2 separate regions of the Homo sapiens genome follow, and region 1 is linked to region 2. A link is a loop called in an ENCODE intact Hi-C map of the cell type or tissue named here. Cell type or tissue: PC-9. All regions are shown on one strand.

Region 1 (5,000 bases), 440 kb after region 2:
GAGGTCAGGAGTTTGAGACCAGCCTGGCCAACATGGTAAAACCCTGTCTCTACTAAAAATACAAAAATTAGCTGGGCGTGGTGTCATGTGCCTGTAATCCCAGCTACTTGAGAGGCTGAGGCAGAAGAATCTCTTGAATCCAGGAGGCAGAGTTTGCAGTGAGCCGAGATCACGCCACTGCACTCTATTCTGGGTGACAAGAATGAGACTCTGTCTCAAAAAAAAAAAAAGTATTTTATCATGTAAATTCTGTCAGTTAAGGCAATAAATAAATTGATTTTGAGGTAGATGATGTGAACAATAGTTGAGAGCACTTTTTACTTTCCCCACTATGGTGTATACAACATCTGCATCTACCACTCCTCACCCCTGCCTCCATACGCATATCTTAAACATTCATGTAAAGTTAGAATCTGTGCTGACTCTCAATCCCCAGCTGTGAGTGCTTGTGTGTTTGTGTTCATGTGTATGTGTGTGTACGTGTGTGTGTGTGTAAGTGATCTGAGACAGCGAGTACCCATTTTTTTCATAACATTTTTTTTCTTTCATGTTAGCAGGAATTTTGACAACAAAACACACAAACTGGTGCTTTAATTCACAAGTATAATATTTAAGAGATATGCTTGCTTTATGTTCAATACAACTACCCACACACATTGTCAGAGAGTAAATAAAAGTAATACTATTGAGAGCATGTAGATATAAGGCTGCTTCACTCCCTAGGGTCTTCCTGAAGAACAGTTAAGGGCCTGTCTGAAATTATATTACATACCATGTCTGGCAAGGTTTATCACCTATCTGAGATTTGCTTCTGAGTTAAACCTTGGGATATAAGGTTTCTGGGAAAATGAAGAAGAAAGTCTGAACACAGAGAAAAAGAAACAGCCCAGCTGCCACTGCCGTCATACAATAATAATCCACAATTATTTTCGCATTGTTTCCAACTCTGATAGCCTCAGATTTCTAAAGAATCATTCTGAAGGTCATTAAACAAAAATATGGTCCCTCTGGGCATTTTGAGAGGAAAGGAAAATGAAAACTGAGCTGCTGCGCTTTCACACAACAGTGGTGGGGGTGGGCAAATAAGCCCACACACTCATTCAAAGACAAATGGTGTCATTTTCTTATGTCATTTTAGGGAAAGTCCATATGCAATTAATTCTAACAATTTTCATTTTCTCTGCTCACTGTTTTGCTTTTTTTCCCCAGGAAGTAAAAACTAAAGAGTGTATAGGAATTATAAAATAACTCCTGATGAAGAACAGCTTGGAATCTTTATATGTTCTTTGGGAATGATCGAGATAGCCCTATGTGTTTTCCAAGCTGCCATCTAGCCTTATAAAAGGTTCTTTGTATCCAATAGAGGATCTTTATTTTTTTTTAACTGTGGCATAAGAAAATGTTGTCTTCAGGTCACCAACATCCCTCTAGAGACAATGTAGTGTAGATGAAAAGGCAAACTGGCTTTAGGGTAAGACATCTCTAGGTTAAAATGTGGGGCTCCCCCAAGTTCTGTCATCTTCAGCAAATTTGCTTATGGGAATAATATTCACTACCATGTGAGCAGCCAGAATCCAGAGGCTTGCAGGTTTATTCATTACATTCTTGTTGGGCAGCACCATAAGGAGTGGTCATACAACACAGACAATTTCTAAAGGTTCCCATCCTGCCTCCACTAATACGCCTTTTGCAAAGTTACTTTGTTGGCTATTCTACCTCAGTCTGGATGCCTATATAGACTCTCAGAAGTCTTCCAGGCTCTTGGTTCCATTATTGGCACTCTTTCTCCCAGTAAGCTGCTGGCTGCTAGGCTTACTGCTGTCATTACTTCTCTCCTGCTCACTAACTTCCTAATGAACAGACAGTATTGCCATATGTATTAGTCTGTTCTCATGCTGCTATGAAGAAATACCCAAGACTGGGTAATTAATAAAGAAAAGAGGCTTAATTGACTCACAGTTCTGCATGGCTGGGGATGCTTCAGGAAACTTACAATCATGGAGGAAGGCACCTCTTCACAGGGTGGCAGGAGAGAGAATGAGTGCCCAGCAAAAGGAGAAGCCCCTTATAAAACCATCAGATCTCCTGAGAACTCACTCACTATCATGAGAACAGGATGGGGGAAACCATCCCCATGATTCAATTATCTCCACCTGGTCCCTCCCATGACACATGGGGATTATGGGAACTACAATTCAAGATGAGATCTGAGTACAGACACAGCCAAAGAATATCACCATACCCCACTGCTCCAGCTGTGTTTAATTATAGCAACATACTAGGCAAAGAATTTGAAGTGCATAGGTCAAGTCTCAAGATGGTTGTCTGAGGCCAGGACAAACCACCAAAGGCTCAAATTTGAGCAGTTCCCTAATACTGAACTCACTGTGTAATCCCCCTACTATTTATTGTCCCTGGGACTATTAAACCTGAACAACTTGAAAATTTTGCTGAGAGCCCGTCTTGCTAGAGTTGCTTAAGTTCAACAATCAGATCCGTTTTGTGGCCTTGCTATCCCCTCATAGAGTAGTTTGTTGCAGGACATCCTTACCCAGTCAACATAATGTCAACACTTAAAGCCCAGCTTTTTTCCTCTCCCTCCCCACCTTCCTAGGTGGCAAATGTCCCGTGCCAGTAGTTGCTGGGTTGAAAGCCCAGAATGCACAACTGAGATATCTGTTTACTAAGAACCCTAAAGTAACCTGTTGCCAGCTACATTTGGATCTTGGAGTTTCCAACCTGAAATATTTACCACTGTATTCATAGTCTACTTCTGAGATATCATCATCATACCTACAGGTGTTTTTTAAATCCATTTGATTTGGTGGTTGTGGTTACTTTAGTGCCATTCAGAGCACATGATTCATTCTTCATGGCAAGAACATCAGGAAGATTGATTTCAATATTTCTTCTGATTCTGAGGTTTAAGCACAAAGCAGCTATGCGACCATAAACTAACCATGTAACCTCTAGTCCTCAAACACCTTTGTTTGAATACCCAACATCCACCCCTTAGGCAACTTTTCTCCTTTCCCCTGGAGACTGTATTCTCCCACAGGGCATCTAAACATCTGCTTAAAAATCTTTAGGGGGCCAGGCGCAGTGACTCATGCCTGTAATCCTAGCACTTTGGGAGGCCGAGGCGGGTGGATCACATGAGGTCAGGAGTTCGAGACCAGCCTGATCAACATGGAGAAACACCGTCTCTACTAAAAATACAAAATTACCTGGGCGTGGTGGTGCATGCCTGTAAACCCAGCTACTCGGGAGGCTGAGGCAGGAGAATCGCTTGAACCCAGGAGGCAGAGGTTGCAATGAGCCAAGATTGCACCATTGCACTCCAGCCTGGGCAACAAGAGCGAAACTCCATCTCAAAAGAAAAAAAAAAATCTTTAGGGAAACTGAACTGTCTGCAGTTTAAAGATGGAAGAGACAATTAGGAGTACGATTGCAAATTAGGTATGAACCTTGTCCTTTTCAGCCTATCTCTACTCCAAAGGCCTAGGATAACCAACTACAAGGAGCCCTTCCCTTCCAAGCTCTGTTTCTCCAACTTTCTATCTTCACAGTATTAATGTTGATATTGGTAGCCCACAGTGGTTAAGAATATAAGTTCTAGACTAAACACTTTGATTAGAATTCCAAGTAGTATGTTTTTGAGCATGCTACTAAATCAATCTAAGCTTCAGTTGCTTCACCTATTTAAAAAAAACAGGTGGTGATAATATTTACCAATTGGGGTGATTATAAAGATTAACTGAGGTGATATATGTAAATGCCCTGTAATATAGGGCATCACATGCTAAAACTACTCAATAAATATTAACTATTAGTCTATTATTTTTATTACTTTTAGTACTTTGCTTTCAGGTTATACATGTGTTATGATATATTAATGATCATCAGGAGTTAATGTGACTCAATTTTCTATAGCAGTCTAGAGACAACACTTTAACCTAAAGTTATCATTCTAAGGCTGAGATTAACTTCTGGTTTCTAGTCTGACATGTAAAGGGCTTAGAAGTCATCAATACTATCCTCACAACAAGAAAAAAGCCAAACAAACTGAACATCAATAACCATTTTCAGATCCATCAGATAACTGAGGTCACAAAGAAAACTACTACCCCAAAAACTGGAGAGACAGGAGAATATAGAGAATCACAGCTCACTGGGAGCAGAAGCAGCTGCACGAGCCAGCAACTGGTATGAACTCTTTACCCTTTTCTAGCTTTTGACATGGAGAAGGAAACTATCCAACTCTAGCTCCTTTTAGCCTTTGAAGTGGAAGAAGAAAAAAAGCCAGCTCTAGCCCTTCTAGCCTTCCTGTCTCAAGTAGTGGGTGGGAGAGAAGCTGAGAAGCACTTGTGGTCACAGTTCAGAGACAAGGTTCACTAAAACACTGAGACCTAGTCATAATATTATATAGCACTTACTCTCACCCTGTATCTTACCAACACATCAATTAGGACTCCTGTCTAATAATAGGGCATCACAGTTTAAAGAACTGCACAACTCACATCTTATTTAAGAAGTCTCTAGGGAAACCCAAAGACAATAGAAGAGTGAAAAACAAGGACACCAGAAAGAACTGTAGCCTCTAACACCAACAGTTATAGAAAACAGTAAAAACAGCCTTACTCTTAGCCAGAAAAATCTAAAAACCTCACACTAAAGGCCTATTTATCTCAGTTCCTTTTTACCCAGTCAGTACATCATGTCTGGGTTTCAACGAAAAATTACAAGGTACACCAACTCAAAAAACAAAACAAACAAACAAACAAACAAACAAACAAAAAAACAGCCTGAAGAGAGAGCAAGCATCAGAAATAGACTAAGATATGAAGTGGCCAGGATGGCTGACTAGAAGCAGCTAGCATGTGTGGCCCATAGAGGAAAAGAAGGGGCGAGTAAATACAATACCTTCAACTGAAACATCCAGGTACTCACATTGGGACTAATCAAGAAAACAACTTGACCTGTGGAGAATGAAGAAAAGC
Region 2 (5,000 bases):
TTACAAGTTCTTTAAAACAACCATTTAAATATAAGCAATTTGCTTGATGCCAACCATTTTTGTCTACTTGTTAAGGCTCCACTGGCAAGTGAGGTTAGCCTATGTATGGTACCATTACAATTCAGTTATATATTACGCAGATATCTTAGTTGAGTTGATGGATAATTGTTTAGCTTGTATTTTTTCTTACTCAAATATTTTAGCAACTCGGTGAAAAAGTTGTGTATGTGTTTTAAATATATATTTGATTATTTTAAAACCTGGATTTAAGCTGTATTCTACATGACTAAGCAATCTAAAAATCAGCCTGTTGTTGTATATAAGACTTGCACATACAATTTGTTTGGAATGTACAACATTCTGCTTTGTATTATCGTTGTGTATATTGCTAACTTCCCTTACTATACTGTAAGCTCTTTGGCAGGTCACATAACTAATCCATCTTGGTAACCTCTGAAAAGCCTAGCAGAGTGTTTTGCACATTGTGTGCTTTCAGTACATGCTAAATTAATGAACTAAACTAGCTTCCAAGAGACCTCGCCTAAGCAATACTTCAACATCTATGTTCTAAGTACTTCATGTACTTGAAAGTAATATAACTACATGTCTTTAAAATGCACTTAATAATTCATATTTTTCACTATTTCTGACTTGTCATTTCATCCAACTTAATCTGAGACAGTGAGGTTATGCTGTTTATCTTTACACAGAGAAATCAAACACACATTTGATACCCACCAAGATTCTTTCAAAAGACATATGGAGAAGAATGAATGCAGATAAAGTTAGTTACAGCATTGCATATCTTTCTCTAATGCAGTTAGAAGGGAACTTTGAGATCATCGTCTCATCCTCTCATCTTCTCACTCTAGATGAGAAATAGAGGGCACAGTTTTAAATGACTTGTCCAAGAACACACACTGACTGTTGGCAGAGCTTGCAATGTAGTCCAAGTGCCTGCCTCTAAGTTTAATGCTTTTTCCAATATAGCAGCTATCTGTGGCCCTTACATTGTGAGACCCCTGTCATATCTTCCTGAGGGGCTTTTTCTTGGCTTTCAACCTCTTCCCTTTTCCATTTTTTTTCTGTAGACTTTTGCCATATTTGTTTTCCCTAAGCATAGGTGTATTCATTACACAACTTTGCTTCAAAATATGAAAAGGTCCCCATAATCTACCAATTTAAATGGTTCTCAATAGGGTGAAGTTGTGCCCCAGAGGGAGCATTTGGTAATATCTGGGACATATTTACTTCTCAAAACTGAGGGATGTGGTGTTATGGGCATCTGGTGGTATAGACCAGGCATTCTTCTAACCATCTTACAGTGCATAGGACATCCCCCACAACAAAGAATAATCTAGTCCCAAATGTCAATAGTGCTGAGATTAAGAAAACTTATTCTAGAATTAGAGGATTTTCAGGTCCTGATCTTAACTTTCTTTTCCAGAATTATTTCCTACAACCTTCCCACACTTAGAAACATTGATTGAAGTGCTTTCTATTTTTTATAGATGTGCTATACTTTCCTATTGCCCTGATTTTGCTTAGCTTGAAATGGTTTTCCTCATCTGTCTACATTTTTCTTATTTGTTAAAGACTGAAGTATATAACCTGCTCCATAAAAACCTTCTTTGATCCTTACAACCAGATCATCTTTTCTCTTTTCAAGGCTCATAGAAATATGAATGCAGACTGTTTTTATTTTTGAAAATCTTATATATTATTTTGCCAAAGTCTGATTGTTAGACTCTGAGGAATCTGTGAGAAAATGTACACTAAGTTTGGAGTCCAAAGACTTCTAACTCCACCATTTACTAAATATGTTTAACCTTGCACATGTCATTGCACCCCAGTGGGCCTCATACTTTTCATCACTGAAATGGGACTAATAATGCCTACTTCCTAAAGGTGGTCAGAGGATGAAGTAAAATTTTATGAATAAAAGTGCTTTGTAAGTTTTAAAGCACTATGCCAATATGAGGGGTTGTTATTTTTATTGCAAGGGGAGCTAGCTCTTGAAAGGCAGTTAAAGCTTCTATTTTACCTCGTGTAGGGAATAAGCAATGCCCGTGACCATACTGCAAATTTTCTGGCTGGCCTTGTGTGAGGGCAGGACATATGCTTAAGTCGACTTTAATTTTCCCCATGAAGAATACAGTGTGTTCTTTGTGCCTTGCATCTACCCAGTATGGTGGTAAGGAAAACACTTCCTTTTTCTGGAGAAGAAAGAGAACAGGGGAGTGCACCAACCGATTATTCACAACAGGAATGCCAGGGGCAACAAGAGGCCTGCAAAACATTTTTTTCTGCAGTCAAATACACCCAGCTCATAAAGAATGCCGTAATTTACTTCTAGTTCCTTGCAAAGACATTTTTGGAAGTGTTGCCTTTGCCATCCCAGAATCCCCAGAATGCAGCTGTACTTTGTTAGCCAAAGTTTAAGAATAAAATAAATGAGTAGTAATAAGAAAAAACCTGACTTGGAGTTTTTATTCTTAGATGATAACTTGCCATATTTGTGGAGGTCTTGCTAATTATATTTTGTATAACACAAATACCTATGGAAATTAAGGCTGGATAAGAGGCCCTGGAGCTTGAGATAATAACTATACAGATGTTTCACACTAGAGGTCACTCTTGCAATCTAAGAACAAAATTCTGAAAAGAGGAAAACACAGCAAAACAAAAGAAAAAGCAAACAACCATCAACAACAACACAACAATGCACATGATATCAGTGCAAAAAACAAGGATATAGTTTTTCCTTTGAAATCTATGAAGATGCTCTTAAAATGATCAAATAAATTGGTAAGGAGTCGAACTGTCATTATGGAGTATGAGAGAGCTAAAAAGTAACAATTGCTCTACTTGGCAGGAAGGCAGGCAGGCAGGCAGGTAGGTAAGTGGCCAGTTCCTCCCTGGCTTGGGACATCAATCTACAGCTGCCCTGAAGTGATTAGCTTGATATAGATCTAAGTAGACTGGAATGACATACACATTTTAAACCAACTGAGAAGCTGGTAAGAGGAATTGCAGGAATTCAATGTCGCAATATATTAAAAAATAAATACTCTTTGTACCTGTTTGTTTAATGAACAGTAGCTGTTATAGTGAAAATTCATTTCTTAAACAGATGGAAAATGTCTAAATGAGTGGACTTAAAATCACCCTTGAGTTGTCTCAAGGGTAGGCACGTATTTGTGCATTATAGATCACTATCTATGTGTTTTATGATGTAAAGGTTTGAACTCTACTCTTACATCTCCATACCCTTCATTCCTTCTGCAAACCTAATTGGCCTGCATAGTGCCCAAAATTCCATCTATCATTCCTTTCTCAGGTTAATGCATTTTACTTTCAGTTGTCCTTTATTAAAATTTTTAAACTCCCAGGGGAAGAGGAATAGCAGATAGTTTTTCCCATCATTCAAACCTCAATTCATTTTTAAGATCCTCATTAGGGCACCTGCCATGAAGTCCCAAAGGGAGATAGGACATGTGACCCTGGAGGAAATATTGATGAGGTCCAGAGGAGCAGGAGGAGAGTTATGGGTGGTAAACCTGAAGCACCACTGGGGAGCACTTGAGTAGAGAGGGGAGCATTGAAAAGAACATCTGGATAATAAAGTTTTCAAATTTTGTCAACCTAGTGGTATGAGATAGATTTAAAAATTTTAGCCTTTCATCTGCTTATCAAATCAACATGATCATTAAGAGATCTTTATCATATTTCTCTATGAAATAAAGGGGTAGTAAAATAATGAATGTTATTACTAAATAGAGTCTAATAAACAAGTTCTAGACCAATAATAAATCAAAGAAATACTGAAGCAGTAATATCTTTTTTCTTAATGACATGTTTAAAACAAAAACAACGCCATAGAAGTAGGCTTTGGTTTCACAACCTAGGATGTTTTGTTTACCAAGGCACATTAGCAAAATGTCACCATGAAGTCCCACTGAGACTTAAGTGCTTTTCAAGAATTTCAACCCCCATTGCCTGGGAGAATGACAGACAGCTATGTTGGAATGAAGGGAATAAAATTACAGGATTGAGTTTGGAAGACTAGGCAAGTTATTTAGGGAAATTGTTTTTACAATGTACATCTTTGAAGAAAATCAGATGATGTCTAAGCTTCTGTCTAAACATAGAGAATGAAGTGGTTACATGACTCAATTATCTCCAATAATTTAAGCTTAAAATAGACCTCTTTTGCCTCAGTTTTTCAGATTCAGTTCTCTGCCAAATTTATATAGGAAATTGATTTCACCACTCACTTTTCTCTGAATGCAGTGATGGAGCCGAAAGTAATGCAGAAAAAGTGACTCTTACTGAACAACTTAGCCCTCACCAATTTATACTGCTGTTTTTACTGTGTTCTATATCCTTGGGAGAATTTACCCTTTCTTATTAACACCAACCACTTCCACAATTAATGAAAAGTGGAAGAAATTGCCAGCCAGAAAAATTCTGTTGGTAAACAAAAAACAAAACTCAGAATATATTTAAAACAAAACAACAGATACTCCTGAGAAAAATTCAGCAGCTGCTTGAAGACATTTGAAAGGAGTAATTTATTCGCTTTTACCTAGAAGGCAAAAATTGATGGCTAAGAATCTGTTCTCTGCAACATGAGCTGACTGCAACTTGGAAACTCAAAAAAATCTAAGCAGTGACCTAGAGAAAAGGACAAAAAGGCACAGCAAGTTTTATGTTCAGGGTGTGTTTCATCCAAAAGAGATAAAATTGGGCCATGTTAAAAATAAATAAGCCTCTCTAAGAATTGCATCTAGCTTTGTACTAGGACTCTTGAGAAGGTCACAGGGAAAGCAGAGATGTGTCCAAGCCTAGAAGATGATGGATTACAAATCCCATCCCACAGAGGAATGTGGAAGATGAAGCAAGAGCCATGTAAATTAAGATAATCAAAGAAAGAGAATTTAACTGGAGGGAAAACACCTGGGTTCTAGTCCAAGATTATTTACTCATTTTACATCATA

What was found. A loop is a pair of places that touch in the nucleus more often than their neighbours do. Peaks named below come from ENCODE experiments on the same cell type or tissue, not always from the same donor. Only the 100,000 strongest peaks of a DNase experiment are listed, where the experiment ranks them.
Region 1: it touches region 2 in a loop (12-fold over the local background); 1 of 110 quality-filtered maps calls a loop at or near these places.

Annotation. Positions count from the first base shown.
Region 1 is chrX:105,261,276-105,266,275 of GRCh38, reverse strand. The region is part of intron 4 of IL1RAPL2 (interleukin 1 receptor accessory protein like 2); the gene reads right to left. Among named protein-coding and RNA genes, the nearest start is that of TEX13A, 43 kb to the right of the region's middle. In PC-9, no CTCF peak of the experiment used is centred here; a DNase peak (open chromatin) is centred at 2,915.
Region 2 is chrX:105,699,505-105,704,504 of GRCh38, reverse strand. All of the region lies in intron 6 of IL1RAPL2 (interleukin 1 receptor accessory protein like 2), which reads right to left. The region is part of intron 3 of LOC105373303 (a long non-coding RNA gene); the gene reads left to right. Among named protein-coding and RNA genes, the nearest start is that of NRK, 120 kb to the left of the region's middle. In PC-9, a CTCF peak has its summit at 2,633 (motif pointing right); a DNase peak (open chromatin) is centred at 3,064.